Regions from separate parts of the Homo sapiens genome. Here regions 1 and 2 are each linked to region 3. A link is a loop called in an ENCODE intact Hi-C map of the cell type or tissue named here. Cell type or tissue: Caco-2. All regions are shown on one strand.

Region 1 (2,500 bases), 66 kb before region 3:
GGTGGGTATGCTGTGCAGTGGGCGTGGGCTCCCCAGGGGATGCAAGGGGAAGCCAGTCAGGGTCAGGCAGGGCCAGAGCAGCCCCGTGGGCATGTGTGGCCAGCAGCTGGCACCACAGCCCTCTGTGAGCTGAGAAGGTGACCTCACTCCAAGGGGGGCCCTTGGAGCTATTTTCTAAAGCTGCTGCCTTTGATGCTTTCTTCAAATCCCATGAGCAAAGTGGCAAACTTGGGTGGGGAAGCCCCAGAATCTGGCTGCTGTGCAACTTCATTCTGTTTCCAAACAGCGGTGTGGGAGCTCAGCGCCCACTCCAGTGGGCAGTCCGAGGATGCCCTGGAGCTAAGCCGGGGAACCTGTTCTTCCTCCCTGCAGCTGTGCTGGACAGCCAAGGCCTTGGTAGGTCAGGAAGGAGGGATTTTTCTTTTTTTAAATTAATTTAAAATATTTAAAACTAAGGTGTAATATGTATACATAAGCAAGTACACAAATCTCGTGTGCGGCTCAATGAATCTTTAAGACAGGATTTTGTTCTGTTGCCCAGGCTGGGGTGCAATGGCTCAATCAGAGCTCACTGTAGCCTCGAACTCCTGGGCTCAAGCAATCTTCCTGATTCAGCCTCTCGAGTAGCTGAGACCACAGGCATGTGCCACTACAGCCAGCTAATTCTTAAAACTTTTGTAGAGATGGGGGTCTCACTACGTTGCCCAGGCTCTAGTGAATTTTTAATATGTAATTTTTTTTTTTTAAGACAGAGTCTCACTCTGTCACCCAGGCTGGAGTGCAATGGTGCGATCTCAGCTCAGTGCAAACTCTGCTTCCCAGGTTCAAGTGATTCTCCTGCCTCAGCTTCCCGAGTGGCTGGGATTACAGATGCCCGCCACCACACCCGGCTAATTTTTGTATTTTTATTAGAGATGGTTTCGCCATGTTGGCCAGGCTGGTCTCGAACTCCTGACACCTCAGGTGATCCACCCACCTCGGCCTCCCAAATTACAGGCATGAGCCACCAAACCTGGCCCAATATGTAAATATCAATGTAACCACCAGCCTAGATCAAGATGTAGAATGTTTTAAATTGATTATAAGTTGCAGAAGCAATGCATGAACACACTCTCCTTGTAAAGCATTAAAACATGAGCTGTGAGCCGACCCCTCCCAGTGTCCCGCCTACACACACAAGGCCCCACTGTTATATGTAATTGATTGTGTGTCCGGAAGCAGGGGCTTCCCCCTAGGCATTCCCAGGCCTCTAGGCAGCTGAGCAGCCTGACCCAACAGGTTTAGGGTCTTTCTCCTTGAACATTCTCTTCTGCCCATTCCCTTCCCCCACCCAAATCCTCCAACAGAGAAAGAGCCTGTGGATTTGGATAACACAACTGCCTCGCTGAGCTTCCTCCCTCCCCATCCTTACAACTGAAAGCGGTCTGACTCGGACGCTTCTAAGCTGTGGCTGCAGAGAACACAAAGAGCAGCCTTCGGCGCGCGGACGCACCATCGATGTACTGGGTTGGGGCGGGGGGGACGCCAACCGGCCCCAAAGCACATCGAAGCCAGAAACTGCCCGAACTAGTTACATTCCAGCAAGATTAGCACAAGGCCGGGCCTGCTCCTGCGCCCACCCCTCCTCCCCTCCTGAGCCATGAATAGGATTTTTAACTATTTCCCTCCCACTTGCTGTCCAGCCTCACACATGGACAATGCTCCCCGCTGTTTGCACATTAACCTCCCATTTGCCAGGCAGCTTCTCAGGGGCTGCAGATTAACATCCACCAACTCAGACAATCATCCCCGGGGAGGGGTGCAAGGGGCTCAGACAAAAGCTACAGACACTGAGCCCAGTCAATCACCGCACAGTGACCACTGGCCAACAGTGCAAGGGACTCCTGGACTCCAGACACACAGGAATCACCACAGGCGGCTCATTCCTGGCTCTGGGCACCTGCCCCACGTGGGACCAGAGAGGATACTCCCCTAATGCAGGCCTACAGCAACCAGAAGACATCCTCCCCACCCCATCTAATCTGGGACATTCTGGCCTAGGAGGGGCCCGAAAGGATCAGGGACTGAAGGGCTGGGAAGGCAGAGGGCAGCCTTAGGCAGGCCTCGCAGACCCAGCCCACCCTGTTTAGGCTTCTCCTTTCTCCCGGCAAAGCGGAGCTCTCAGGGGACAGAACAGGAAGCAGGTGCCTCAGGCCCCTGCCCTGGGGCTCCCTGGGAAAGCTGCCTGGTCTCTCAGCAAGAAGGGCCCCTGACTGAAGCAGCTTGTAGACATGATTCCATACATCAAAGCCATTTTCCTATTCCCTTGTGTGCAGGTGTGCACACAGGCATGAACTTGGAAACACAACAGCATGTAGGGGGGAGGGAATGGGGAGACAGCTGGACTGTGAGGTATGGGAATGGTCCTTCTATGTCCTAGGCCAGCAGCTCAGCCCCTGCATTTGTATTAAAAATCTCCTCCAGGTGATGCTCATGCACCCTGGTCCTGAACCAGAGGCCC
Region 2 (2,500 bases), 74 kb before region 3:
TCCCAACCGTTCCCATTAGGGCCTGGAAAAATGTGACCTCAGCCGTTTGGAAGCCTTCAATGGTTCCTGGGCAACATACGCTGGGGCCAGTAAGTGCTGTGACTGCCAGCTGCACGAGTCCTTCCTTGGCTGAGGAAGGGTCCACTCTACAGCCCCGCCCTGGACACTCTCCTCCACTCTTTCCCTTCCAGAGGGATTCCCCTCTGGGGGAAGGTCTGGGCGCCAATTCAACCAGAGGAGACAACCCAGTCTGCTAGTTCTCAGATCTCACTGGCACCAGGGCTGCTGGGAGGAGCTTTAAAAACACTGATTCCTGTCTGCGTTCCCCATTATGATTTAACTCTTCCAGGGTGGGGCTTAAGCATCTACTTTTTTTTTTTTTAAGCTCCCAGGTAATATTAATGTGCGATCAGAGTGGTCCCCAAATGCTCACACCTACCCCTCCATAACTTTCTGTAGTTTCTACCCATTGTTTGGGCTTCTCTTTCAAAGATGACCTTCCTGGATCTATGGTCCTGTCTCTTTTACACTCTTCTTTCACAGCCCAGAGCAAGCATCCACCCACTTACCCATTAAACACTGTTTAGTGCTACTGTGTGCCAGGTTCATGGTTCTCCCCTACCTAAATCCTTGCCTAGAATACATATCTTCATTCCGGTGGATCCATTATAAGGCTCAAGGTGGAAGTTTCTGGTAAAAATGGAGAATCTATAACCTGACAGCAGCCCTCATAAATTAGCCATCACAAAGTGAGACAGGAAATGCCCACACAAGTTTCCTGATGGTTTATTGGACAAATTCAATATCATAACCCATATGCCATAAACACTCCTAACGGCGTTAGCACATTACATGCCTTCTTTCTGGGTTGGGAGAGGGGCTGCAACACATTCCCCCAACTCTCCAATCAAATCCAGGGCTTGGTCTTTATGGAATTTCAAGCATCCAGGCTAGGCTAGTTGGGTTAGGGAGGAGGGTACATTTCAGAGCACAAAGGCTCTAAAAACATTTCTCAAATCCCCTGTCACTTCCTGACTGACCTAGTAGAACACCAATTCTAGGCATAGCCTGTGCATGAAGTTGGTTACAGAACTTAACTTTCACAAGCAGCTGTTTGAGGACCGAGACTGGGTGGTGATCAGGTCTTGTTCAGGCCTGATGATGACCTGAAAATTCCACATCTTTGCCACTTCCTTCCTGAGCCCCCAGTTCCTATCCAGACTCTGAAACCCAATCACTGACCAGGTGACAACTCCATCTCATGTCCGAGGATTTGTGATGCATGCACAGCACCAGACTGGGTAGGTGTGGCCCATTTGAATACTTTTTTGTAAGTCCACTGGCCAAATTCTCATTTGATCCACCTTGATTTTCCATATTCCATTCTATCCATTCCTGGAGGTCAGGAGTACTCACGTAGTCACTCAGATACACGCTGAATTAAACTCCAAGTCATGGTTCAAATGGGTCATTGATTTCTTCCTCTTCAATTTCCATTTTTCCCTTCAAAGAAGGAAGAATGGGCAGGAAAAATCAGTGCAATTGGCTGGAGACCCACAGTTGGATGGGCCCTGTGCTGAGGCCGTCTCTCCCTTACAAGCTCTTTACAAAACCGTCAAACCCCCACTGTCAATGCCTCCACTCCCTCCAATCATTCGGCCCACTGCCACCTGCCTTCCACGTCACTGGCCCTGTTTTCGCTAAGGCCACTGCTGACCTCCTAACTACCAAACCCAATGTCATCTTCCAGGTCTTTTTCCTAAGAGGCCCCTCAGCTTCTGGGGCACCCTTTCGGCTGGTTTTCCACTTACTCCTCCAGCCGCTCCTCAGAACCTTGGCCTATGCCTCGAAAGCTGGTGTTCTCTGGGTAGTCTCCTCCTCCCCCTGCAGGTTGGCACCCACGCGGTGATCACGCTCATCTCTGCAGCTGGCTCCAGCCTTCCTCCTCATCTCCAAGTGCTTCCTTGACACCGTGCTACAGGCAGCTCAATCCCACACAGACTCATCAAAATCCAGCCCTGATCCTGTTTCCTACATCCTATCAACCAAGGCTCCTTTGAAAGTGAAAGGGAACACCTTTAACAATTATGATGGATGATGTAAACCAGGACATGCGGTCACCCTGAGTATTGTACAAACCTTGGGGATCATTCTGGCCTCTTCTCTTTCCCTCACTCTCTACAACTGACAGGGGACCAAGTCTTGTCATTCTAACTTGGACTGTCTCTCCAATTGTTCCCCTTCATCTCTGCTGCTCACTGCCCTGGACCTCTGTAAAGACTCTGAGCTGCCCTCCTGCCGGCAGCCCCTCCCCAGGCCAGCCCACCCTTCCTGTGATTGCATTACTTCCCCCCCTCCACCCTACCCCCAACAAAAGCTCCAGCGGTTCCCGATGCCTGCTCAGTGGGCATTAAAGCCCTGGCCTACCCTTCCCATCTCCAACTGCCTATTCCCAACAACACCCTCCATCCATTTTCTAGCCAGCCAATCATTCCATTCT
Region 3 (2,500 bases):
GCTGGCACCAGATCAGGGTCTGTGAGATGTCACATAGCACCTGTGCCTAACAGAAGAAGCTGGCGGGACCAGAGGGTTTGAAACCAATGTCATGTTAAGTGGTTCTACATCCCTCCCTTAGCCATGGGGCAACCTAACTCCTTCCTTGGGAGGAAGGCCATGCAGTGGGTTTGTGATCACCTCCCCAGGGTATGTGACAAGTAGGAAAGCTTTTCCCTATCTGTCCTCAGCACTGATACCACCACTCGGCACTGGCAGCTTGGCAAGTGTTTCTATATTGTGTGCTGCGTTTCTCCAAATAAGTTATAAGGCTCTTAAAGACTAGTAGAGGTATTTTTCCTTTTCTTCCTTCTTTCTTAACACTTAAAATTGAAGGAGAAATTATAAAGATAACTCAGTTCACTGCACCAGAGTCATTAATGCTGGCAGCAGCCCTCGCCTCAGTTGCTAAGAGCCTAAGCCCCCGTTTCCACTGAAGCTCTGCCACTCACCTTGGGAAGCCACTTAATATTTCTGAGCCTCAGGTATTGCGTCCATAAATGGGAATAATAACCTTTCCTACCTTAAAATGCCTGCAGCACTTACCACTCATACGTGGGTGTATATAACAACAGAACAGCTTAAGTCAGTGAAGTATTATGTACAAAGCTCTTAGTCCAGTAAGTTCCCAATAAATAGAAGATTCTACTATCTCTTTGGCTACTACTGTGACTGCTGCTGCTGTGATCCTTAAACACAATTTTGTAAAACTAAGAAACACAAAGGCTCCTTAGCATCTTGGCCTGTGCTTTTCATTCCCCCATGTTCCTAGGTCAGTCATCAGGTGCCAGAGGTTCCCAGGGTGTTGGCTGCCATATGGTAAGTGTCCATGAAGTCCATTCTCCCATCTCCACATCTACCACCAACTGGTTCCAAGTCAGCACCAGGTCCTGCCCTTTCCTGCAAACCAGCCACCCAAGACTGGCCTCTGCAGAGGCCTATGGTGCTCCTTACTCAGCCTCTCAAATTCCAAATGCAGATCCCTGGCCATCAGCACTCTGTTCTACGGCAACTTCCCACCTTGAAAATGTCCTTCGTCCCTCCAAGATCTCAAAGTCTACTCTCCTTGACCTAAGAGGTGAGCCCAGTCTTTTCAGTAAGGTGATCACACCCCAAGAGGCAAAATATTCTGTGGCCTCTTCAAAGGACAGTAAAGTACATCAGTGTGCCTGGGGCTATATGAAAGGAGCAGCAATGTAGTTCACTCCTTCAACAAGGACTTACTGAGTGCCTCAGGTATGTGGGACTATAAAGATAAAGAAGACAAGGTCTCTACCCTTAAGCAGGGGCTCCAAGAGGTGTACACAAAGATAAAAGCTGAAGGTCAGGACCAAAGATAAGCCCTAGCAGCCCTGAACTTGCTCATTCCCAGCTCACTGCAAGGTATTCCCACCCCTCCCTTCCAGAGGCTCCAAGTGCACAGAATGAATGAACCCCAAGTGGCTGTCCAGTGTCATTCCTCTGGGCTCACTCCCGGGCCCTGGGCTTCTCCAAACAATTGGAGGCAGGCCGAGTGGGCGCATTCTCATGTGCAAGGCTCGCAGCGCCCCTCTCAGCTGATTGTGTCCAGGCGGCCGGGGTCTCGGAGGCGCATGAATGCCCCTGAATGGGCCCTTTCAGCCTGATGGACAGGAGCTGAAAGCTGCACACACACAAAAGCCACTGGGCAGCTGGGAGGGCTCCAGCCCCGGGGTTTGCCCACGGGAAGGGAGGCCGTCCTTCCACAAAGAGCAGTGTGAAGACTTCTCCACTTTTCAATGGCATCCTCTGGCCGCCAACTGTACAGCACCCCTACCCCCACCCCTGATGGTGGTAACAGCAGCAGAGGATGGCACTACATGGAGAAGCCTTAGAGGGCTAGAGGCAGAAATTAAAATCCAACAAATAAATAACAGAATGCCCTTTTCTTTAAGAGCAGGATGGGGATCTGAGCCAAAGGCCCTGAAGGGCGCCTCCATGTGCCCATCATGTACATCTGTAAGCAGCATTCCTGACACCCACAGTGATCTTTAAGGACACAGACTGACCTGAGATTGTCTAACATGTCACCAAGAAAAATGATCTCGAAAGGACACGGCCAATATTTAAATCAGGAATGGAGAGTCCCAATTCTTGTGTCACTCACTTGGTATATTCCAGGAAAAAAAAAATCCCCGAAGCGACACTTGTATTTTTAAATAGGACCAGGAAGGGGAGAATCACCCATCTGGAATTCTTTTAATTGCTTCGGGGGGAAGGGCAGCCTCCACCAGTTGGAGGAGCAGAGAAGTCTATTTACACTGTTGCACACAAATATTTTAAGTTCACAGTCAGGTGGCTACTTTGGAAGGGACGATGCTCTGCTTCTGAGATCACATTACTTTAGAAACACCCCCCCAAAAAGATAATTAAAGATAGTTCCTCCTCATAATGCAATACTATAAGGAGCAATTAAAATTAAATTAGCTTGTCATAATAAAAA

The links. A loop is a pair of places that touch in the nucleus more often than their neighbours do. Peaks named below come from ENCODE experiments on the same cell type or tissue, not always from the same donor. Only the 100,000 strongest peaks of a DNase experiment are listed, where the experiment ranks them.
Region 1: a loop joins it to region 3, with 4 times the contacts of the local background. A loop is called at or near these places in 10 of 110 quality-filtered maps.
Region 2: it touches region 3 in a loop (5-fold over the local background); 2 of 110 quality-filtered maps call a loop at or near these places.

Annotation. Positions count from the first base shown.
Region 1 is chr2:85,255,228-85,257,727 of GRCh38, reverse strand. The region is part of intron 3 of TCF7L1 (transcription factor 7 like 1); the gene reads right to left. Among named protein-coding and RNA genes, the nearest start is that of TCF7L1-IT1, 70 kb to the right of the region's middle. RefSeq lists enhancers at 787-1,510, 1,511-2,233. In Caco-2, no CTCF peak of the experiment used is centred here; DNase peaks (open chromatin) are centred at 293, 1,267, 1,557 and 2,187; H3K4me3 peaks cover 928 bases.
Region 2 is chr2:85,263,175-85,265,674 of GRCh38, reverse strand. All of the region lies in intron 3 of TCF7L1 (transcription factor 7 like 1), which reads right to left. Among named protein-coding and RNA genes, the nearest start is that of TGOLN2, 64 kb to the left of the region's middle. RefSeq lists an enhancer at 2,210-2,500. In Caco-2, no CTCF peak of the experiment used is centred here; a DNase peak (open chromatin) is centred at 945.
Region 3 is chr2:85,188,899-85,191,398 of GRCh38, reverse strand. All of the region lies in intron 3 of TCF7L1 (transcription factor 7 like 1), which reads right to left. Among named protein-coding and RNA genes, the nearest start is that of TCF7L1-IT1, 3.7 kb to the right of the region's middle. RefSeq lists an enhancer at 1,107-1,608. In Caco-2, no CTCF peak of the experiment used is centred here; DNase peaks (open chromatin) are centred at 1,278 and 2,271.